3 separate regions of the Homo sapiens genome follow, and all the other regions are linked to region 3. A link is a loop called in an ENCODE intact Hi-C map of the cell type or tissue named here. Cell type or tissue: PC-9. All regions are shown on one strand. Each heading gives the region's core, and the rest is flanking DNA. Links, peaks and the distances in the headings are about the cores only.

Region 1 (8,269 bases), core at 1,351-6,350, 110 kb before region 3:
ATGAAATTATGAAACTGAATTCCCAATAAGAATTTAGCATCCTAAGAGTGGGTGGGCTTTCCATTTCTTACCAAGACAATTAATCAAACTTATCAAAATATTTTACATTATTATTTATACATAATTAATAAAGTATTTATATTTTCTTCTAATCACATTAATATGGTGTTTCCTGGGCATACACATATGGCTTGTTTCAATATACTGTTTTATATCACTTAAGACAATTTGGGGCCAATTCCTTTTTCCCTAAAATTGTCAGATTGTCAGTTACATCTGCATGTTGGCTGTTCACCATGGCCATGTTGTAAAGCTCATGCCATTTATCCGTATCATTAAGGTCTATCTATCTATATTTTTTTGAGACAGGGTCTCCCTCTGTCACCCAGGCTGGCGTCCCAGTGATCTTTCCTCACTGGAACCTCAACCTCCCAGGTTCAAGTGATCCTTCCACCTCAGCTTCCCAAGTATCTGGGACTAAGGCACATGCCACCATGCCCAGATAATTTTTGGATTTTTTTTTTTTTTTTTTTTTTTTTGTAGAGACGGGGTTTGGCCTTGTAGCCCAGGCTGATCTCGAACTCCTGAGCTCAAGTGATTCACCCGCCTTGGCCTCCCAAAGTGCTGGGATTACAGGTGTGAGCCACTGTGCCCAGCCAACGTTTATATTTTTAAATGTAAAATTTTGAAGTCAGGGAGCTTGAATGTCAGAATTGCCTGATGGGAAAAGACATGGGCTCTAGAGCCAAAGTGCTGGGTTTTATAATTCTGTCTCTTCTATTGCTAGATCTGGGGACCTTCAGTTGGCTTGGGTATAAAATACAGATACTAATAGTACTTATTTCACAGGATTGTTGTGAGACATAAATAAGTTAATACCTTTAAAGCACTGAGAGCAGCACCTGGCACAGAGAAAACACTTAGTGTCAGCTCTTCTCATTAGTCTTTTAACACCATGTGAATTGTAGGGCACATCTAATTAGGATGATCACGAGAATGGAGTCACTTGTTTCCTGGTGGCTTAGTCAGCAGGTTAACCTCTCTTCTTCTTTCTTCTTCTTCTGCTTCTGCTGCTTCTGCTGCTTCTTTTTCTTCTTCTTCTTCTTCTTTTTCTTCTTCTTCTGCTTCTTTCTTCTTCTGCTTCTTCTGCTTCTTTCTTCTGCTGCTTCTGCTGCTTCTGCTGCTGCTGCTGCTTCTTCTGCTTCTTCTTCTGCTGCTGCTCTTCTTCTGCTTCTGCTGCTTCTGCTTCTGCTGCTTCTGATTCCTCCACTTCTGCTGCTTCTTCTGCTGCTGCTTCTGCTGCTTCTACTGCTTCTTCTGCTGCTTCTTCTACTGCTTCTTATGCTTCTTCTGCTGCTGCTTCTGCTTCTGCTTCTTCTTCTTCTTCTTCTTCTTCTGCTGCTTCTGCTTCTGCTGCTGCTTCTGCTTCTTCTTCTTCTTCTCCTTCTCCTTCTCCTTCTCCTGCTTCTGCTGCTGCTGCTGCTGCTGCTGCTGCTTCTTCTTCTTCTTCTTCTTCTTCTTCTTCTTCTTCTTCTTCTTCTTCTTCTTCTTCTTCTTCTTCTCCTTCTTCTTCTTCTGCTTCTGCTTCTTCTGCTGCTTCTTCTTCTCCTTCTTCTTCTTTTCTTCTTCTTCTTTTTTTTTGAGATGGAGTCTCACTCTGTCACCCAGGCTGGAGTGCCCTGGCATGATCTTGGCTCACTGCAACCTCCACCTCCTTGGTTCAAGCAAGCACACCTGGCTAATTTTTGTAGTTTTAGTAGAGATGGGGTTTCACCATGTTGACCAGGCTGGTCTAGAACTCCTGACCTCAAATGATCTGCCCTCCTCAACCTCCCAAAGTGCTGGGATTACAGGCGTGAGCCACCATGTCCAGCCTACCTCTTTCTTCTTGATACTGTATTCCTTCATTACTGGAATGATACTGAATGTCTTCATTGTCTGGAACACTCAATTCTCTTCATTTTCCTTCAGTGCTATTATCTAGGAGCCACAAAAGACGCAGCCACAAAGATCCTAAGTGAAGTCACTCGCCCAATGAGTGTGCATATGCCTGCAATGAAGATTTGTGAGAAGCTGAAGAAGTTGGATAGCCAGATCTGTGAGCTGAAATATGGTATAACACAGCCCCGTGTTTTTCCCAGTAGGTCCAATGGATTCCCAAACCTCTAAAGTTGGGGCCATGTCTTCTAAAAATTCAGTGTTAAAAGGAAAGAAATTCACCACTCATCAATAAGTTGCTTGGCTGATGAATGGTACCTATGGGCATTTGAGTTTCGTTGAGGGAAGACAAATAAATAGTACAGGCATAATCAGCATTAGGTTAAAATTGCCAATGAGGCCTGGCGCGGTGGCTCAGGCCTTTCATCCCAGCACTTTGGGAGGCCGAGACGGGCGGATCGCAAGGTCAGGAGTTCAAGTACCAGCCTGGCCAATATGGTAAACCCTGTCTCTACTAAAAAAATACAAAAAAATTAGCCGGGTGTGGTGGCGGGCAGCTATAGTCCCACCTACTCGGGAGGCTGAGGCAGGAGAATCGCTTGAACCCGGGAGGCAGAGGTTGCAATGAGCCCAGATCCCGCCACTGCACTCCAGCCTGGGTGATAGAGCAAGACTCTGTCTTAAAAAAAAAAAATTGCCACTGAAATCACAGAGTTTAGACTCCTAACACACCAAGGCAAAGCCAGATACGTATGTCAAGGAAAATCTCAACATATAGAGAGAGCAGCTACTCCTGGTGATTTGGATCTTGGTAATCTATTAAAACAAAACTAGTACCTATTCAAAGATGATACAAGGACTTTGAAGATGTAAAGATGACTATGACTTCCTTCCTAGGCAGAGCTACCATTCTGCCAGCTTTAAATTTTGGGAAATTGGTTATTCACATCAAGTCAGGTTTTTCCTGGTAAAATAGCTTATCAGAGGGTGCCCAAAACAAACAGCAAGAAAAGGAAGGAGATGTCCTTTTTTTTTTTTTTTTTTTTTTGAGGGGAAGTCTCGCTCTATCACCCAGGCTGGAGTGCAGTGGTGCGATCTTGGCTCACTGCAATCTCTGCCTCGTGGGTTCAAGCGATTCTCCTGCCGGAGCCTCCCGAGTAGCTGGGATTACAGGCATGCACCACCACGCCTGGCTAATTTTTGTATTTTTATTAGAGACGAGGTTTCACCATGTTGGCCAGGCTGGTCTTGAACTCCTGACCTCAGGTGATCCACCTGCCTTGTCCTCTCAAAGTGCTAGGATGACAGGCGTAAGCCACCATGCCCGGCCAGGAGATGTCCTATTTTAAAATGTTATCCTTGGCCCCATACATTTCACATGGATAGATCTTTTATCATGATTTGTATCTGGGCTAGACATTTGGGTAGATTGAGTGGGTATCATAAAAGGATGTGGAATTCCTTCCTCAGCCTATCCTTGACACCTGAAATCCCACTCATTCCTTTTGCTTAAGTCATTGTTTTGCATGCATTACATACCCAGTGTAGTACTGTCAACTACCTAAGTAATTAGCATCCACCTCTAAGTTATTTTAGTCTTATTTTCCAACACAGCCGTGTAATAGTCCTATGCACCATAGCCACATAGCTAGCTTTAAGTAGGTTTAAGGTTGAAAGTTACCACAGACAACCTATTTCTTAACTTGCAAAGCACAAGCCCTAACTTCCAGGGTAGTTATTAGAGTAGGCATCCCTTTTTTATTGGCTTCCAAGCCATGAAATAGGGGCAGAAATCACTGAGTCCATATAAACAATATTCACAAACTTGGCCGGGCGCGGCAGCTCACACTTGTAACCTCAGCACTTTGGGAGGCCAAGAAAGGAGGATCATTTGAGCCCAGGAGTTCAAGACCAACCTGGGCAACATGGTGAAACCCTGTCTCTACAAAAATACAAAAATTAGCCAGGTGTGGTGTTGAGCGCCTATAGTCCTAACTACTCAGGAGACTGAGGTGGGAGGATCACCTGAGCCTGGGAGGTCAAGGCTCTGGTGAGCTGTGATTTTTTTCACTGTACTCCAGCCTGAGTGGCAGAGTGAAACCCCATCTGAAAAATAAATAGATAAAATAAAAATAAATAAAAGCCAATATCACAAACCTCTTTTGATTTTTTAAATTCAACAAATTTGTTGTGAATACCTTCTCCTATATCCTAGGGATCTTACAGGGCTCCTTAAACAATAGAAAAATCAGATATTATTGAGACGAAATGACTACCTAATGTTTTGGCGATGCTGGCCACTAGAGGCCCTTGGGGAGCTATGAACTAGTTTTAATCTTTGTGTGGACCTTTACTTTGGAGTTTTGGGGCATCACAGAGGTTTTCCTCTTTTTAAAATTAATGCCAGATACCAAGTTCTCTAGAAAAACTCAAAGAAACTACTGACATTTACAAAAAAATGTATTTTTCTCCTTCAGCCTCTTATCTTGAATAGACTAATAGTTCTTAATTATCCTCCCCAGCTATTGTTAGCAGGAAAGATAAGATTAAACAGGGACCTTTGTGCTGTGGGAGATTAATAATTTGGGCTATGCAAGTTTCTACTTTAAAAAGTATTCTGTCAGATCAGCCATGAAATTAACAAGCAAGATAAGTGTGGAGTTGGAGTATGTTTTCAATTAGGAAGGTGCCATTTGGTTTTTGACCTGAAAGAATGTTTTCATTTGCTTGCTTTGTGTTTAAAAAGGATAGGGAATCACTATAAAAATTTAAGGGTTTTCTGGAGCACAGTGTATAGCTGACCCTCTAAATACAAAAGTCTTTTAACATCCAGCTTTTAAATTAGAACAGAGTTACCGGAAGGTTTTGACAAATAATTTGACAAATATTAGGTTTTTAATGTTTTTAAATGTTGTGTTCTACTACTCAGAGGTAAAAAAGAGAAAGAACTTTCAAGAGAAGTCAAGCTGTAAAAATTCTAGGCTGCCACTAGTTGTTTAATAAATAAACTTAAATGTTGTATTCATTATCAAAGTGAACACCGGACAAGCGGGGAGGGGCAAAAGACACTTTTTTTTTTTTTGACAGTCTCACTCTGTTGCCCATGCTGGAGTGCAGTGGCATGATCTCTGCTTACTGCAACCTCAGCCTCCTGGGTTCAAGAGATTCTCCTGCCTCAGCCTCCTGAGATGCTGGGATTACAGGTGTGTGCCCCCATGCCCCTCTAGACTTTCTTTTGAAAGAGGAAAAGTACCTCTTTCTGATAGGAAAATTATAATTATTGGTATATTACAGATGAGCTTATTATTTTTTGTATTTTGGGCTTTTTTTCAATCTTTTCAGCAATTGAGAAGTAGCTGAGTTCTTGATATTTTCTGCACATAATCTATAAACAGCGAAATAGTAGTCTTGCTAGAGGAGGTTAGATGTTGGTGACAAGTATCATTGGCAAGAATTTTAGAAGCCAGGTTGGCTGGCACCAAAGCCCTAGCATTGGAGAAGTGGGAATAACACAAAGGGCTGTACCTGCTGTGATAATTTAGCAACCTAATCCCAGTAGGGGCTGGGCATCAGGTGAGTTTCAAAACAGAGATCCCAAACAATTAAGGTTCAGCGAGAATATTCCTAATTTTATTCACGTGTTTGCATTTCTTTACATTTTTATTTAAAACCCAATAGTGCTTTGTCATGTGTATGTGCTCATTTGCTTTGCCGAAGATACATCTTCCTAGAAAAAGTGAACCATAACTTTTTGCTGGTTAATTACAATCTATGGGTTTCAAGTTGGCCGCAAACCAAGGCCATCCCAAAGGAACCGATTGCCTTTTATATATGAGTTTCCTTCTTGTTACCTTAACAGCAGCAATTTGGATACAGTGCTATTTGTTTTAGGAATACTGATCTTGAGAATGCTCCAAATGGTAGTAAACATTGTGGCACTACATAGGCCCTTAGTTTTGAAGCAAGTATAATCTCTTGGAAAGAAAGTCAAATTAAAAACACAAATTATCCCAATAACTTTGTATACACTGTTGTCCTTCAGTACCTGTGCAGGAGGGGTTCTGGGACCATACTCAGACACTAAAATCCTGATGCTTAAGTGTTTGCATATAACCCATGTGCATCTTCCCTCCTGTATACTCTAAATCATCTCTAGATTACTTATAATACTTAATACAATGAAAATGCTATTTGTATTAGTCTGTTCCCGCATTGCTGTAAAGAACTATTGGCCAGGCGCGGTGGCTCACGCCTGTAATTCCAGCACTTTGGGAGGCCGTGGCAGGCGGATCAGCTGAGGTGAGAAGTTCAAGATCAGCTTTGCCAACATGGCGAAACCCTGTCTCTACTAAAATACAAAAATTAGCCGGGCATGATGGTGGGTGCCTGTAATCCCAGCTACTTGGGAGGCTGAGACAGGAGAATCGCTTGAACCAGGGAGATGGTGGTTGCAGTGAGCAGAGATCATGCCACTGCACTCCAGCCTGGGTGGCTAAGCGAGACTCCGTCTCAAAAAAAAAAAAGAAAAAGAACTATCTAAGACTGGGTAATTTATAAAGAAAAGAGGTTTAATTGGCTCACAGCTCCACAGGCTGTACAGGAAGCATGGCTGGGGAGGCCTCAGGAAACTTAGAATCATGGCAGAAGGCAAAGAGGAAGAGGCATGTCTTACGTGACTGCAGCAAGAGGAAGAGCGCAAAGGGGGAGGTGCTACACTTTGAAACAACCAGATCCCTCATGAACTCACTCACTATCATGAGAAAAGCTAGGGTGAAGTCCACCCCCATGATCCAATCACCTTCCAACAGGCCCCTCCTCCAACAGCGGGGATTACAATTCCTCGTGAGATTTGAGTGGAGACACAAATCCAAACCATATCATTGTAAATAGTTGTTATACTGTATTGTTTGTATTTTTTTTTTGAGACAGAGTCTCAATCTGTTTCCCAGGCTGGAGTGCATGGCGTGATCTCGGCTCACTGCAACCTCCATCTCCCAAGTTCCAGAAATTCTCCCGCCGCAGCCTCCCAAGTAGCTGGGATTACAGGCATGCCACCGCCATGCCCGGCTAATTTTTTGTTTCTTTTTTTAGTAGAGGTGTGGTTTCACCATGTTGGCCAGGCTGGTCTCGAATTCCTGACCTCAGGCAATCCTCCCGCCTCAGCCTCCCAAAGTGCTGAGATTACAGGCATGAGCCACCGTGCCCAGCCCTGTTTGTATTTTTTAATTGTTGTAGTGTTATCTTTAATTTGTTTAGAATATTTTTGATCTGCTGTTGGTTGAATCTGCAGATGCAGAACCCACTGATAGAGAGGGCTGCTGTACCACATTTTCCTTGGGTGTGTCTTGGTTTCCATGGAAACTGGAATTCTTCCCTGCCTTGGATCATAGGGTAGTCAGCACCAAGATAAGCAAACTATATGCCTTTTGAAGTGATTCATAGGGATTTTTTTTCCATTTATTTTGTAATTGGCTTTTTTCCTTTTTGCCATTTAGAAAAAACACTGGACTTGGCATCAGTTGACCTGCGGAAGATGAGAGTGGCAGAGCTGAAGCAGATCCTGCATAGCTGGGGGGAGGAGTGCAGGGCCTGTGCAGAAAAAACTGACTATGTGAATCTCATTCAAGAGCTGGCCCCCAAGTATGCAGCGACACACCCCAAAACAGAGCTCTGATCTCCAATGCCAGCACATTTGTGACTTGTAATTAGAGAGAAAAGTGACTCTCTAGGATATGGACATGTTGATTAAGGATAACTGGGAATGCATCATATTTGGTCTCATGCTTTTTGTGTTGGTATTATTCCTCAGAATTTTGTTACGTGGGTTTATGAGTGAAACTAATACTACTGATAACTTACATTTGCAGTGTACCAAAAGCTAAAAGTTCCTTTCTCATAAGTTTCTTGGAATGACTATGCCAGTTTTCATTGCCTGTCTCCTAAAAGTGACCTACTGACAAATTGATGGAGTAAATTGATTCCAAGAAAGAAGAAGGCATTCAGAGACTCCTCTCTGGATGCAATTTTAAAATATATTGGACTAAAACAAAAGACACAACAGTCAGCTTATCTAATGCACAACTTCAATCCCAAATACAGAATCAAAAGTTTTTTTCAAGTGAATTTTCTGTTTTCACTCTATATTGTAGCTCTCTTTGGTATCAGAAATGGTCAGGCAGGAGTACTCGTTTTTCCCATTGGAAGAAAACCCACTTAAACCTACTTAAAGAAAATAGAGAGATCAAGAAACCGTATAAGTATAGCCAATGTTTGGCAATTATATCAACATTTACATTGTTAATTGAACCAAGCTCAAGGTCTTTTTCATTCC
Region 2 (8,269 bases), core at 2,159-7,158, 69 kb before region 3:
GGGGTTCAAGGGTGTGCTGAGCTATGATTGAGTCACTGCACTCCAGCCTGGGTGATAGAGCAAGACCCTGTGTCTAAAACTAAACAAAAAAAAATTTCTGCTCAAGAAATTGTTTTAAAGTTTTAATTTTTTTTGGTTTACTGTGAGTAAATATAAAAAGCTATTCTCTTCTGATCTTCATTGTCAAAATGTTTAATGTGTTTTTAGTCCATTTCCTGCATGAATGAAGAAGAGCATACTTTTCTCTTAGCTGCAGAGGATTCCGTAATCATCTATGCCTATGCCAATATCAGTTCTCATTGTGCAGTATGGTTGATGTACAAGAAAAAACCTAGGAAATAATATGATTTAAAAATCCTTGCAATAATTTTTTTTTTGAAATGCTGCTGTCCCAAAAGTGAAATATAGAGACCATCAGGACAATTGTGGGTTTCACCAAGTCAAATTTTTTTTCCTATGTGACAGGAATTAAAATTAAATTTTTTTCTCCGATTTACGTAAGCACTATACGTAAAATTAAAATTCATGGTTGTTTCCCCCGATTCATGTGAACGTATTTTCCATTTGTCCCTCTGAAATCATTCTCTACGCTTCTCGCCCTGCTCTGTATCCCAGAGGCTGACCTCTGTGGACTGTATCAGTGGGTTCCTCTGTCTCTTTGTCTTGGGTTTGAGCAACGAGAGGTATCAACAGATCAGGGGGCGGGGGGAGAGATGTGGGGTACTCATTTTTCCCATTCCCTGCTTGTATTGCTGAAATTTTGGCAGTGGGTTCATTTCTCTTCAATGCACCTCATCTGCTTCTGTTAGATGCCAATGAGCTCCAGCTTCTAGAGCTCCAGCTCTTTCTGGGTTCCAGGTTCCCTCACCTTGACCTTTCAGACCCACGGGTCTGGATGTTTTACCTTCCCTTATGGGTTCCCTTAATCCTGCCCACCTCTCTGTACATAGTCCCTTATTAAGCTCCCTTTAATATAATACTGTGAAGGTAACATCTGTTGCCTGCTGAGACCCCCATTGACACTTAGACCCCGACTGACACAATAACAAAAATATATTGCCTTGGGAAAGCATAAATGTTATAGTGGACAATCCTTTCCTTTGGGGAATTATAATTCTTTGTTCCATAGTAATTATCCTTAGTCCATGTGGTATTTTAATGGTGATTTTCTAGTTTCCTTATTTCTATCTTTACTTATTTATATTCTTCTGTAATAAAGGGCTGCCTCTTTTTCCCCATGTATTTATTTAAATCAATATGGTCTTGTGAATATTGATTTCATTCTTTGGATTATAATTCTATGTTATTATTATTATTTTTTTGAGACAAGATCTCACTCTGTCACCCAGGCTGAAGTGCCATGGCGTGATCTTGGCCCACTGCAACCTCCGCCTCCTGGGCTCAAGTGATCCTCCTGTCTCAGCCTCCCAAGTAGCTGGGACTGCAGGCACCCACCACCATGCCTGGGTAATTTTTGTATTTTTAGTAGAGATGGGGTTTCACCGTGTTGGCCAGGCTGGTCTCAAACTCCTGGCCTCAAGTGATCCACCCACCTTGGCCTCCCAAAGCGCTGGAATTATAGGCGTGAGCCTCTGTACCTGGCCAATTCTATATTATTATACTTTAAAAAATTTGTTTTGTTGTTTAATTTGTTCCAGCTTTGGTCGCTGGGAATTCTTTCGGGTTGGATTTTGACATGGTTCTATTCCTGTTCTTTTTTTCTCAGCACTTCCTTACTTTCTGGCACCACAGTATGCCTCCAGGCTCATCTTGTGTTTTCTTTGCCTCAACTACTTCTCCAAAGTGCTCTGTTTTCTTTTACTGAAGAATGGTATTTGGAAACCATGGTATTTACCCATGCCTGTAATCCCAGTCTTTGAGAGGCCAAGGCAGGCAGATAACTTGAGCCCAGGAGTTCAAGACCAGCCTGGGCAACATGGTGAAACCCCATCTCTACAAAAAAAAATATACAAAAAATAGCCAGGCACGGTGGCACCTGCCTATAGTCCCAGCTACTTGGGAGGCTGTGGGAGGACCACCTGAGCCTGAGAGGCCAAGGCTGCAGTGAGCTGTCATTATGCCACTGCACTCCAGCCTGGGTGGCCAAGTGAGACCCTATTTCAACAACAAAACAAAACGAAAAAGAAGTACATACCATCTCAAATGTGTCTAGTGCAAGTAACCAAAGACATCATGCTTTAAACTTGGGAAGCAATTTTAATACTCAACAGAATAAGGAACAGTATATAAGACTCCTCTTATATGCTGTCAAAAAGACTAGAAAGGGCAAGAAGACATAATCATCATGAACATATATGCACCTAACAAGATACATAAACATTCCAACCAGAGCAGTGTCTAACTGTTATTTTGGTAAATTTTCAAATGATCCCCCACACCCCCAGACCTCCAGATCACCTGGTGCTTCCGATTTCTAAGGCTCTGGGAAACATTAAGAGTGGGAGAGTGTGTGGGGTTCAGCAATGTGCTTCTCATCTTGTATTCTTTGCAGATGCACAGGTTGCATTCAGCTAAGTCTGTTATTGCTCCCTTTCCAGTTTCCATTTATGTCTATTGTCCTCTATTGTCTCTTCTTCTGCCCTCATTGTCATTATCATTTTAAACCCTTTAAATGATTTCACTGTTATTTTAGTGGAGTTATCTTACTACTCGTGAGTCATTTAGAACTTGGATTAGTGCTTTGACCTGTATCAGGAATCATATTCACTTTTTCTTTAAAATTTAATGGCTCTTTCTTTAACAAATGAGATCATATATAATGCTTTATAATCTACTTTTAAAGATTAATACAGTATGAAGATTTTTCATTTGTGGGCAACTTGCTATAGGACCTGCTCTCTTCATTCCTTCGTCACCACTTGCCCATAGTGTGTCACACAGGAAGGCAAGGATGGTTAGCACACTTGGCCCTGGGAGGATGAAGAATGCAATGGGCTGGAAGTCCTAGGGCAGGTGGGATGTGAATATGGGACAACACATTGCCAAGGGGCAGCTATTGGGAAAGGATACAGGGCATGTGGCTTAAGGCAGATGCTTTTTCACTCTGAAACAACTGGGGCAAAAATTTGTAGACAGCTGGACACTATTTGCAGATAAGACATCGTACTGATTGTGCAATGACATGGCCTAGCCACCTTCCCAAGGATAGAATTCTATCTGGCTTTATTAACTCTCCAGGGATGGCCTCGACTTTGGCTGCCTGTTCTTCCGGCCACCCCAGGAGGCTGAACACCCCCCCGAATGCAGGCTGTGGGCCAAGAAGAATAGTGACAGGAGATGGGGAGTGGGCATATCTGGGGGTCTCTGAATCCACCCAAAGGACAAGGGTCCATTGAAGGAAGCTAAATAGGAACCTGATCAGTATTTCCTCTGAAGTATTAGTAGAAGTGATAATGATGTCTATGGCCGGGCATGGTGGCTCACACCTGTAATCCCAGCACTTTGGGAGGCTGAGGCAGGCAGATCATTTGAGGACAGGAGTTCAAAACCAGCTTGGCCAACATGGTGAAACCCCATCTCTAATAAAAATACAAAAATTAGCTGGGCGTGATGGTGGGCACCTGTAATCCCAGCTACTCAGGAGGCTGAGGCAGGAGAATTGCTTGAGCCTGGAAGGCGGAGGTTGCAGTGAGCCAAAAGTGTGCTACTGTACTCCAGCCTGGGCAAAAAAGCAAGATTCTGCCTCAAAAAAAAAAAAAAAAAAAAAAAAAAAGAAGTGATAATGATGTCAGTAGAGTCCTGAAGCTTGGGGCATTGCTGAGCATCAGACAGGAAAGGTGTATTTTTCTTAGGCTACCTGATTCACCAGCCCTTTACATTTCAGCGGTACTTTTGGGTAGAAAGCAGAAAAGCTTTTGATTTCTTTTTCCTGAAGGAAGATAATTTTGTAATCAGCTGGGAATTCAGTGTGAGGATTAAAAAGAGGAGTAAAGAGAATTCCAGATTGTGAAGGCAGGGCAGTCTTGCTTCCAGGCAAACCCGATGACAGTCAAATCTAGTTTTGCAACACAATTAGGGCATTTTCACTGACCTCAGAAATGTTGGAGAAATTCTTACCAAAGGCTGGGTGTGGTGGCTCATGCCTGTAATCCCAGCACTTTGGGAGGCTGAGGTGGGTAGATCACCTGAGGTCAGGAGTTCGAGACCAGCCTGGTCAACATGGCAAAACCCTGTCTCTACTAAAAATGCAAAAATTAGCCAGGCATGGTGGCGGGTGCCTGTAATTCCACCTACATGGGAGGCTGAGGCAGGGGATCGCTTGAACCCAGGAGGCAGAGGTTGCAGTGAGCCGAGATTGTGCCACTGCACTCCAGCCTGGGTGACAGAGCCAGACTCCATCTCAAAAAAAAAAAAAAAAAAAATCCTTACCAAAAAAATGGAAGTGAATCCCCATTTTAAGTTCACTTTGATTTAAAAATATAGTCATGTGCTGGTTAACGACAGGGATACATTCTGAAAGACGTAAAATTAGGCAATTTCACTGTACAAATATCGCATGGATGGTAGAGTCCACAGCACACCTGGGGTATAGGGTATAGCCCATTGCTCCTAGGCTACAAACCTGGACAGCATGTGACTATACTGAATACTACAGGCAGTTTTAACACAAGTAAGTATTTGTGTATCGAAACCTAAAATACAGTATTATTATCTTATGGGACCACTGCCATGTATGCGGGCCCTTGTTCACTGAAACATTGTTACGCAGTGCATGAGTGTAAATATAGGGGAAGGGAGAGGATGTGAAATCAGACAATGGCACTGATCCTGGCCTTATCTACAACCACTGCTGTGTTTCTGGGTCTTATACCCCAGATCTGTTTCCTGCCCCTTCCTCTGCCCCTCCTGTCTTGGTTAGGTGACCTTCCTTCCTCCACACTGAGAAAGAAATGATGCTTCCTGTTACTTTCAGGGACTGATGTGGGACTCCTGAACTCCGTTGTGCGTGCTGTCCTGCTGGTACCAAGGCTAAGGCCTGGGAGCAAAGGTCGGTCTTCCCTTAGGGCAGAGGATGTTCTCAGCATTAATCATCTTGGGGCAGGAAATGACTAGCAAGGTGGCTCTTAGGAGAGCGAGGGAACCCAGGGCCTTATCGCTTAAGCCTAGATTCTAAGGAATCTAGATGAGCCTTTTTTTTTTTTTTTTTTTGAGACGGAGTCTCACTCTGTCGCCCAGGCTGGAGTCCAATAGCACGATCTCGGCTCACTGCAAGCTCCGCCTCCCAGGTTCAAGTGATTCTCCTGCCTCAGCCTCCCGAGTAGCTGGGACTACAGGCATATGCCACCATGCCCGGCTAATTTTTTTTTTTTTTTTTTTTTTTTTGTATTTTTGGTAGAGACGGGTTTTCACTGTGTTAGCCAGGATGGTCTCTATCTCCTGACCTTGTGATCCGCCCGCCTCGGCCTCCCAAAGTGCTGGGATTACAGGCGTGAGCCACCGCGCCCGGCCTATCTAGATGGGCTTGACAGGGGTAAGACAGTCCATGCTACCCAGATGCTGAACAGGAACTCGGCAGACCGGAAGCCCCGGAAGACCCTGCGACAAATAACCTGGGGGCTTTGGGGCACCGACAATGATGTTACCCAGCAAACAGTCAAAAAGAAAACTTTTTTTTAGAGAGGCATAATTGCCTTTTGTAATCAGCAAAGTCTGGTCATGCACCAAAGATGATTATCCGCTGAATTGTGCAGAAGGGGCAGTTGTGTCCCTTTTCTTGGGCTGGATTTTTAAGGCAGAGGGCAGTGCCTCCCGAGGCCACTGTGGCAGAAGCGATTAGCGGGATCCCCACAGAGAAAGTGAGACTCAGGAAACAAGGGGATGCAAGATCAGCCGGGCTTCCTGACTTGGGTCATTATCTTATTTCCAGGAGCCAGCGGGTTTCCTCACTGCACTCACCACACTCACTCATGTGCTCTACTGCCCTTTGGGCTCCAAGAGAGCAGGATCCTGGCTTATTTCACTCCAAGTAGCACCTGACTCAGAACCTGCTCTGCAGTGAGTTCTCAATCAATGATGTTTGAAGACATGGGCCCCAGTGATAGTGCTTTCTCTATGCGCTCTCTATGGAAAATGACAAATCTTCTTAAGGCATCCTGATGGAGGCACTGAATGGCTGAGATCCGCTCTGCTGGTCTCCCCTTTGGAGAGATCATTGGTGCCACATGCTTGATTTTCATCTGAGACCTCACCTAGAACTGAGCATGTTGGTGCCTTGTCACCTTGGGATGTTTCCATGCTATTTTTTTCTAATAGAAAAGTTAGTATTTGCACATGGTTAACAAAATTCAAACAGTACAACAGGGTATACCATGAAAAGCATCTTCCTCCCAAATCAGACCTTTAGTGTCCCCTCTCCGGAGGCAGAAGACTTCTTGGACATTCCTCTGAAGCTTTTCTACATAAAAGTAAGCACATACATGTATATATTTATATGGGTATATTTTTAGATATCCACATGTGCTTAACTTTTCAATTTGCTTTTGTCATTCAAAGTATTTCCTGGCAATTTTTCATATTGCCCCATGTAAGTTGACTTTATTCCTTTTAAATTAAAAAAATTCTATTAAGTAATACTTCTATATGATTTAAATATAAAACATACGTAAGAGTTTATAATAGAAGGAATCATCTTCTGCCTCATTTCCATTCTTCTTCCTTAAAGGCAACTGCTTATAACTGTTTGTCTTTAGTTTTTTTTTTGATAGATAGCACCGTAATATAAATCATATGTTTATATTTCTGTTTCTTAATTCATTGACTTAAAATATTATTTATTGACATTTTTCTATGATAGATGGATATCTCTCCCACTAACTAATATGCTTATGCCTCTATTTATCTGTCAACTTTAGACATTATCTATTGATTTTCTAATAAGATAGATGAGCGTTTAGCTACTTACTACACCCCATCTCCTCCCAACACTGTTCCATCTTTATTTCCAGTTTTCCCCTTGTCACTTCTGCAACATCAAACACCACACTTAAAACTTGATTGCTTTTTGTATCAACCATAGGAAGCATCGTTTGACTTTGAAATATAAGAATATTAGCAAACTCAACCTTCCCTTTGCTCATATCACCCCCTCCATAACAACCTTCCTATCGTTCAAAATCTTTCAGCTTTCCCTTTATTTTGCCACTGTCAAGTTGATAAAATTTTCATTCTCTTCTGCAACCATGGTGAAGGTTTCCATGATTTGCTGGTACACCTGAGTGATATATTGATTAGGACTCATTTAGTAGAAAGTGACAGAAAACTCAACTTGAAGCCGGTGAAGCAGGAAAATAAATTTATTTGCTTTACAACACAAGCAGCAATATGTAGGGATAGCTTCAGCCTCAGGTAAAGATTCATTCAAAAATGTTATCAGGACCCAGGTTCTCTTTCTCCAGCTCTTACATTCTTCTTTGTGTTGGCTGCAGCCTGGGTGAGTGTCCCCCAAGGAGTCAAGATATTGGCAGCTGCTTTTCCCTTCCCTTTCTCAGGTTTAAGTCCAGTAAATCCAATGGGAAGAAGAGAAAGTTTCTTCCAAGTAGTCCTGTTTGGGGATTTTTTTTTTTAACGGAGTCTCACTCTGTCATCCAGGCTGGAGTGCAATGGCGGGTCTTGGCTCACTGCAACCTCTGCCTCCAGGGTTCAAATGATTCTCCCACCTCAGCCTCTTGAGTAGCTGGGATTACAGGCATGCGCCACCATGCCCAGCTAATTTTTGTATTTTTAGTAGAGATGGGGTTTCACCATGTTGGTCAGACTGGTCTCAAACTCCTGACCTCGTGATCTGCCAGCTTTGGCCTCCCAAACTGCTGGGATTACAGGCGTAAGCCACTGTGTCCAGCCCGTTTGGGGATTTATTCTGATTGGAACCATGTGTTCTCACTCCAGTCCCTGAACAGGGAATAAGGGCAGGCTGATTACCTGACCCTGATCTCAGGTTCCTCCCCTGGAACCAGGCCTAAAGCCTCACCTAAAGCACTGAAGGGGTTTCCAAAGAGGAAATCAGGATGCTGTTACCAAAAGAAAAGGGAGAGAATGCTGGGTACCCTACAATAAGAAATTACCCACCTGAGGCATTAAACTCAAATGTCGTCGGGGTCCTGTTTGCAGAAATTTGGGAACTGACCTAATGAGAGATACAGAGAAGAATGGTTCCTGTGGCCTAAGAGCTGTGCAGTCATTTTTAAAAAATGTCATGAGCCAAACAAAATCTGTCTGGAGGCCAAATTGTTTTTGAGAGCCATCATATGCA
Region 3 (8,269 bases), core at 1,941-6,940:
GATTGCCAAAGTTGGAGTGCAGTGGTGCAATCTTGGCTCACTGCAACCTCCGCCTCCCAGGTTTCAGCTATTCTGCTGCCTCAGCCTCCTGAGTAGCTGGGACTACAGGTGCGTGCCACCACATTCAGCTAATTTTTGTATTTTTAGTAGAGACAGGGTTTCACCATGTTGGCCAGGCTGGTCTCGAACTCCTGACCTCAAGTGATCTGCCCGCCTTGGCCTCCCAAAGTGTTAGGATTACAGGCGTGAGCCACCATGCCTGGTGAGATTCAATATATTTCTTCTCCTGGACCCCCAGGAACCAAGAACCAAAACATGATCTTTTGTTAGCTAAAAACTTTCCTCCAAATTCATAAAACCCCTATTCCAGAAGCTTTCTCTGGGCTGTAAGCAGAATCTCCATCATCATTAAAAAATGGTACAGTGGTGCATTCCAGTTGTTCAGCTGTCTGTTTCTGAGATAGTTGAGAGGGTGTGGTGGTTAATATTAGGTGTCGACTTGATTGGATTCAGGAATGCCTAGATGGCTGGCGAAGCATTGCTCTTGGGTGTCTGGGAGGGGGTTGCCAGAGGAGACTGACATTTGAGTCTGTCGACTGGGAGAAGCAGACCCACCCTTGATATCTGTGGACACCATCCAACTGGCTGGCAGTGTGGCTAGAACAAAGCAGGCGGAAGATTGGGGAGAAGCAGCTTGCTGAGTCTCTCGCACTCTCTCTCTTTTCCTGGGCCCAGATGTTTGCTTCCCCTCCTCTTGCCCTTGGACATCAGACTCCAGGTTCTTCAGCCTTTGGACTCTGGGTCTTGCTCCAGTGGCCTCCCAGGGGCTCTCAGACTTAGGGCTGCACTGTCCGCTTCCCTGGTGTTGAGGTTCTTGGACCTGGACTGAGCCATGCTACTGGCTTCTCTCTTTCCCCAGCTTGCTGATGCCTACTGGGAGACCTCACCTTGCAATCCTGTGAGCCAGTTCTCCCTAGTACACTCCCTTTTACACACACACCGATCTGATTGGTTCTGTCCCTCTAGAGAGCCCTGACTGATACAGAGGGGCTTTGGCTGGGCTTTCTGAGCTTTTGTTTGGGCCTAAGCCAGGACTTCAGAACAAACCACGTGCTCACTACCTTACCCAAAGGCATCTCAATATTAATAAGAATAACTCTGCTTTGTCGGGTGGTTGCCATGTACAAGTCACTTTAATTTTTAATTTTTAATTTTTATTTTTGAGACAGAGTCTCACTGTCCCCCAGGCTGGAGTGCAGTGGCGCTATCTCGGCTCCCTGCAACCTCTGCCTCACGGATTCCAGGGATTCTCTTGCCTCAGCCTCCCGAGTAGCTGGGATTACAGGTGCTCGCCACCACATGCAGATTATTTTTGTATTTTTAGTAGAGACGGGGTTTCACCATGTTGGCCAGGTTGGTCTCAAACTCCTGACCTCAGGTGATCAACCTGTCTCGTCCTCCCAAAGTTCTGGGATTACAGGCATAAGCCACTGTGCCTGGCGCAAGTCATTTAAAATAGTTGACTCTCAACAAGTCTCTGCACAGTGGCAATATCATCCACATTTTACAGATGTGGAAACCGAGAGATTAAATGATGTGCTTGAGGAGGAGCCAAGATTCAAACCTGTGATCGCTTGACATCATATCAAGTACTCTCCCCAGCCTACCCTATCACTCCTTGGCACCATGGTGGCCATTTCCTTACTGTTACTTTTGTCCAGCTCACTGTCTATGAGGCAGATATAGGAACTCACTTCTCACAAGTAGCCTGTGATGGAAGTATCAGTGTGTTACTTCTGAAAAGCATGATGACCTTCTCCTTGCACCCTCTCTTGGGTTACTTGCTCTGGGGGAAGCCAGCTGCCATGTCATGAGGACACTCAAGCAGCCCTGTGGAGAGGCCCACATGGCAAGGCACTGGGCCTCCTGCCAACAGCCGGTGAGCAGCTGCCCTGTGAGGGAGTCATCTTAGAAATGGATCCCGCAACCCAGTGGAGCCTTCAGATGACCATGGTCCTGGCCAACATCTTGGCCACAACCTCAGGATAGGCCCGAAGCTAGAACCACCCAACTAAGGGCTGAGTGACCTAATGAAGGTTTATGGTTGTTTTAAGCCAATATATTAGGACTCTCCAGATAAGTAGATATATTTCACAAAAGCCAGGTAGATTATAAATGAGATTCTCTTCTTCTATGGAAGGGTGGATGGAAAACCAATAGGGCTTCTATATACCCTGGATGCCAGTCTCATCAGGAATATCTGTAGAAGTATATATTCTATATATCTATTTCTCTGGAGACTCCTATGTCTATATAAATGTAGATTTATAAGGAGGGATTTATTATGGAAATTGGCTCACGTGATTGTGGAGGCCAAGAAATACCACAATCTGTACCTGCAGGCTGGAGAACCAGGGAAGATGGTGTAATTTGGTCAGAGTACAAAGGCCTGAGAATCATGGAAGCCAATGGTGTGACCCCCATTCCAAGGCCAAGGGCTTGAGAACCACCAGGAGGTTGGGAGGCACTTGTGTCAATCCTGGAGTACAAAGGCTGGGGAACAAGGAGTGCTGATGTCCAAGGGCAGGAGAAGATGGATGTCCTAGCTCAAGAAGAGCGAGTCAATTCCCCCTTCCTCCACCTTTCTGTTCTATTCACGCCCTCAATAGATTGAATGGTGCCCACCTATGCTGGGGAGGACAGGTCTTCTTTAGTTAGTCTCCTAATTAACATGCTAATCTCTTCACAGACATGGCCAGAAATCATGTTTCACCAACTATCTGGGCATCTCTTAGCCTAGTCAACTTGACACAAGAAATTAACCATCACAGCCACTGCGTTTTGGGGTGATCTATTATATAATGATAGATAACTAATACAAACTCTTAAGTTGATCTAATTTTCTTATATTTTTCTATCTTACTAATCTTTCTGTGTATTTTTGTTTTCTATCCTGTAAGATTCCTTTGATTCTATATCTTCAGCCTCTTAATTTCAGTGATCGTATTTTTAATTTCCAAAGAAAGTTTCTTTCTTGAGCTCTGATTTCTTTTTTTCACATCATCTGTCCTTGTTTGAGGAATCTTCTCCTTCCTCTCAGAAGATGCCAATGAGTTTTTGATATTTCCCCCACTCTTTGTATTCTCTGATTTTTTGAGTTACTTGTTTCCTTTTCTGTCTTGTGTTGGAAGCTATCTTTGAGTATCGGCTGATCACTACTTGTCCATTTATATTTGGAAGAAAGGGGGTTGGAGACTTTGTGTGGCCTGGACTTTGCCCATTAGTGACTTCACTACAGGACCATGGGCGGACCACCTGCTTCTTATGTCAACATCCAAATATTAATATTTGGTGGTCTCTTGCTGGTCTGTGAAGAAGAGTCCTCTAGTCTCCTGCCTTGAGGATAAACCTGGCTATATATATGTAAATGTAGTGGGTATAAAAATTTAATGCCACACTACTCAGATGAACCAAAAAATATAATTTGTCTTCCATCATTGATCTAATCTGTCTTCTCTGGCCTCTGTCGCTATTTTGAGAAGAAAATAAATATTCTTTCAGTTTTTTCCAAGTGAAGTCATCCCTTTTAGGGCAGTTTCTTTGGAAGAGTGCTCAGTTTTTCAGGTTTCCTCTCCCTCCCTCAGCTCCTCCCTAAGATTGAGTCTGGATGTATAAGGGAGCGGTGGTGTTGATTAAAGTCTTCGGGTAGGTGTGCTGCCATCTGTACCCTCGTTGCCTGCTAATGAAGGGTGCAGGTCTGGATTTGTCCTGGGCCTGCTGTCTACTGAGGTGTGGCAGCATCTTAGGGCCTTTTGAGCCTGTCAGTGACTCCTGCTGCCGGCTCTCCTGGTTCCAGCCATTTGCATCTTATTTTCAAGTTCCGGTGCACCATCATCCCTGCGTCCTGAGCCAAGGCCTCTGCCAGTCCACCAAACCTCTGTGCCCATGCAGAGGCACAGGGGGACTTGTAAAGTCCCTGAGCTAACAGAGGCTGTAGGGGTCCAGGGACATGGCCTTGGGGGCCTCCACCCAGCCCCCTCCTACCAGCAATGCTACTCCAACCCTAGGTTGGATGAGGCTGTATAAGAACCTTCTCCTAGATTTTGTTGTTGTTGTTTTTAACTTTTATTTTAGGCTCAGGGGTAAATACACAGGTTTGTTATATAGGTGAATTGTGTGTCACAGGGCTTTGGTATACAGATTATTATGTCATCTAGGGAATAAGTCTAGTACCCGATAGGCAGTTTTTTTTATCCTCACCTTCCTCCCACCCTCCACTCTCAAGTAGGCCCTGGTATCTCTTTTTCCCTTCTCTGTGTCCATATGTACTCAGTGTTTAGCTCTGACTTGTAAGTAAGAACATGCAGTATTTGGTTTTCTATTTCTGTGTTAATTCACCTGGAATAATGACCTCCAACTCCATCCATGTTGCTGCAAAGAACATGATCTTATTCTTTATTATGGCTGCATAATATCCATGGTGTATATGTACCACATTTTCCTAATCCAGCCTACTCTTGATGGGCATTTAGGCTTATTTCATGTCTTTGCTATTGTGAATAGCGCTGCAATGAACATACATGTACATATGTCTGTTTTTTTCAAGGTTGACATGTGGCTTTGTTTCAAATGACATCAAATTATGATTTTCTTCTCCTGGATGTTTGCAGGAGCTGACAAGCTAGGAAACCATGAACCCTGATGTTTTCCTTCCTCTCAATTCACTTAACACTGTCTGTTCCAGAATTTTGGTGCACAATAGGGAAAAGAGAACTCCAGTGTCTATTTCTCCCTCAGCTCAGTTTTCCGCTGTTTCCCCCTCTTCCAGAAATGGCAAGAGATTCGTGCCAGTTCTTCCTGCTCAAAGACTGTCCCTGGGTCACAGATTGCTCCATGTCTTGATGACATTCCCTCTCCTTGAATCTTGGGCTATAATGGTGAATGGTTACAGGGAACTTTGTGTCTGAGGTGTAGTCACTTGTCAAATATTTTCAGAATGTTTTCTATGTAACATTATCCATGCTGTGATATGAACGTTCTCGATAAAGCTTTACTGGCATTTATGGAATTGCTGGGTCAAGGGTGACGAACAGTATGGAGGCTTTTGATGCATATTGTCCATTGTTGAGGGAGGTAACATAATAACCCATTATCCTCCATTACAGCAATGTGGTTTACTTAATCTGATTAGCCAGAGAGAGGGAGGATTTGAGTGTGATTCTAAACCTGTACAGTACAGCAAATCGTATCAGCGAGTTCAGTCCTGGGAAAGGGGAGGGGAGGAGCAGGGTCACCCTGAAGGCTCAGTAACCAAGGACTGGGCTGCAGCAGAAGCTTGCAGTGTAGGAAGAGGGTCCAGGAAGGAACCAAAAAGCCCTAAAGTGAAAAGTGGGCACACTTTTAGTCTCAGTCACCATCAAGGAAATTGCTAGAAACTAGAGCCCAAGGCAAATATGAATTTTGGACTCGTGTTCTAAAACAAGGCCCTTCCTGGGTAGTTCCAAGAAAAGGAAATTTAAGAAACAAAGAAATGAAAAACAACAACACTTCTCATCTGAACCTCTGACCATGTTATGTTGTTTTTTAAAACCTCTTCCCAGCAATGGTTTGTAACTCATTAAGGCTTAGAATTACTGCATCAAAGCTCTTGGCTTCTATTCATTTATCCCAACTTCTTCTTCTTTTTTTTTTGTTTTTTGGTGGGAGTCAGGGCAGGGGACTGGAATCACATTCTATCCCCCAGGCTGGAGTGCAGTGACGCGATCTGGGCTCACTGCAACCTCTGCCTCCCGGGTTCAAACGATTCTCCTGCCTCAGCCTCCCTAGTAGCGGGGGTTACAAGCGCCCATCACCACAGCTGGCTAATTTTTTTTGTATTTTTAGTAGAGACAGGGTTTCACCATGTTGGCCAGGCTGGTCTTGAACTGCCAACCTCAAATGATCCACCCGCCTCAGCCTCCCAAAGTGTTGGGATTACAGGCTTGAGCCACGCACCCGGCCCCAACTTCTTTTTAAACATTTTTTTTTAATTTTTTAATTTTTGTGAGTATAAAGTAGATGTATATATTTATGAGATACATAAGATATTTTAGTACAGGCACGCAATGGGTAATAATCACATCATGGAAAATTGAATATCCTAAGTTCTGTACCTTCGAAAACTATCAATAAATCTGTGTATTTTTAACTGATGCTGACTGCTTAGGGTTGAAAGTCCTGTCTTCTTCACTTTGTAACCTTGGGAGATTTCTTGCTCTTTGGCAAGAACCTGTAGGTTTAAGCCTTAGACTACTACAGGGAAACCCACATGTAGCACTGCACACTCATTAAAGTCTTGCGTCACTTAACAACAGGGATACATCTTGAGGCCGGGCGCGGTGGCGCACACCTGTAATCCCAGCACTTTGGGAGGCCAAGGTGGGCGGATTACTTGAGGTCAGGAGTTTGAGACCAGCCTGGCCAACATGGTGAAACCCTGTCTCTACTAAAAATACAAACATTAGCTGGGTGTAGTGGCAGGTGCCTGTGATACCAGCTACTCATGAGGCTGAGGCAGGAGAATCACTTGAACCTGGGAGGCGGAGGTTGCAGTGAGCTGAGATCACACCACTGCACCCCAGCCTGCGCGACAGAACGAGACTCTGTCTCAAAAGATAAAAACTAAAAAAAGCAGGGATACATTTTTGGAAATGCCTCATTAGGCAATTTCATCATTACGTGAACATCATAGGACTGTGCTTACACACACCTAGATGGTCTAGGCTACTACACAGCTAGGCTAGGCGGTATAGCCTACTGCTCCTAGGCTACCTGTGTAGCATGTGACTGTACTGGATACTGTAGGCAATTGTAACACGATGGTAAGTATTTGTGTATCTAAACGTAAGAAAAGGTACAGTAAAAATACAGTATGAAATAAAAAATGATACACCTGTCCAGGCACTCACCATGAATGGAGCTTGCAGGACTGGAAGTTGCCCTGGGTGAGTCAATCAGTGAGTGGTGAGTGAATCTAAAGGCCTAGGACATTACTGCATACTACTGTAGCCTTTATAAATGCTGTACACTTAGACTACACTGTTTATTAAAAAAATTTTATGGCCGGGCACAGTGGCTCACGCCTGTAATCCCAGCACTTTGGGAGGCCAAGGTGGGTGGATCACAAGGTCAGGAGTTTGAGGCCAGCCTGGCTGATATGGTGAAACCCCATCTCTACTAAAAAAATACAAAAGGTAACCAGACGTGGTGGTAGGCCTGTAGTCCCAGCTACTTGGGAGGCTGAGGCAGGAGAATCACTTGAACCTTTGAGGCAGAGGTTGCAGTGAGCTGAGATCTCGCCACTGCACTCTAGTCTGGGTGACAGAGCAATACTCCATCTCAAAAAAAAAATTATTTCTTTAATAATAAATTAATCTTAGCTTACCATAAATTTTTACCTTATAAACCTTTTACTTTTTCAACTTCTTTACTGTTTTATAACAACACTTAGCTTAAAATACAAACACATTGTTCAGCTCTATAAAAATATTTTTTCTTTCTTTATATCCATACTCTATAATCTTGTTTCTTTTTAAAAAAATTTATTTTTTACTTTTTGAACTTTTTTTGTTAAGAGTGAAGAAACAAGCACACACATTATGAGCCCAGGCCAACACAGGGTTAGGATCATCAGGATGTCACCAGGCAATAGGAATTTTTCAGTTTGATTATACTCTTATGGGACCACTGTTGTGAATGGCATCCATTATTGACCAAAATGTCATTATGCAATAAATAACTGTAAATCAGAATCTCTGGGGTAGGGCCTAAGCATTGGTATTTTTAAACATTTTGTGTGTGTGTGTGTGTGTGTGTGTGTGTGTGTGTGTGTGTGTGTGTATTTTTAGAGACAGGCAAAAAAATATGTATATATGTTTTTTATCCCATGCTGGAGTATAGTGGTGCAATCGTAGCTCACAGTAGCCTCAACCTCCTGGGCTCAAGCAATCCTCCTGCCTCAGCTTGGCTGTTTTTCTTTTCATTTTTTGTAGAGATGGAGTCTGACTATGTTACATTTTTTAATGAATAGACTTTATTATTTTTTAGTAGTTTTAGGTTTACAAGAAAATCTAGCAGAAAGTAGAGAGTTCCTACCTACCTGTTCTCCTAGTTTCCCCTGTTATTAACGTCTGATATTAGTGTGATACATTTGAAGTAATTACTGAGTCAGTACAGATACATTATTAGAAACTAAGGTTTATTGTTTACATTGGGGTCACTCTTGGTACTG

Evidence for each region. Peaks named below come from ENCODE experiments on the same cell type or tissue, not always from the same donor. Only the 100,000 strongest peaks of a DNase experiment are listed, where the experiment ranks them.
Region 1: it touches region 3 in a loop (7-fold over the local background); 2 of 110 quality-filtered maps call a loop at or near these places.
Region 2: it touches region 3 in a loop (6-fold over the local background); 2 of 110 quality-filtered maps call a loop at or near these places.

The regions. Positions count from the first base shown.
Region 1 is chr10:14,819,323-14,827,591 of GRCh38, reverse strand. It overlaps CDNF (cerebral dopamine neurotrophic factor), which reads left to right. Exons shown (of 4, transcript NM_001029954.3): 3 at 1,972-2,113; 4 at 7,434-8,269. The coding sequence ends at 7,612. Among named protein-coding and RNA genes, the nearest start is that of CDNF, 15 kb to the left of the region's middle. In PC-9, for the core only: CTCF peaks have their summits at 4,064 and 4,267; no DNase peak of the experiment used is centred there.
Region 2 is chr10:14,779,577-14,787,845 of GRCh38, reverse strand. No RefSeq gene overlaps it. Among named protein-coding and RNA genes, the nearest start is that of FAM107B, 8.8 kb to the right of the region's middle. In PC-9, for the core only: no CTCF peak of the experiment used is centred there; DNase peaks (open chromatin) are centred at 4,005 and 5,045; H3K27ac peaks cover 2,670 bases.
Region 3 is chr10:14,710,041-14,718,309 of GRCh38, reverse strand. The region is part of intron 1 of FAM107B (family with sequence similarity 107 member B); the gene reads left to right. Among named protein-coding and RNA genes, the nearest start is that of FAM107B, 61 kb to the left of the region's middle. In PC-9, for the core only: no CTCF peak of the experiment used is centred there; a DNase peak (open chromatin) is centred at 5,049; H3K27ac peaks cover 1,885 bases.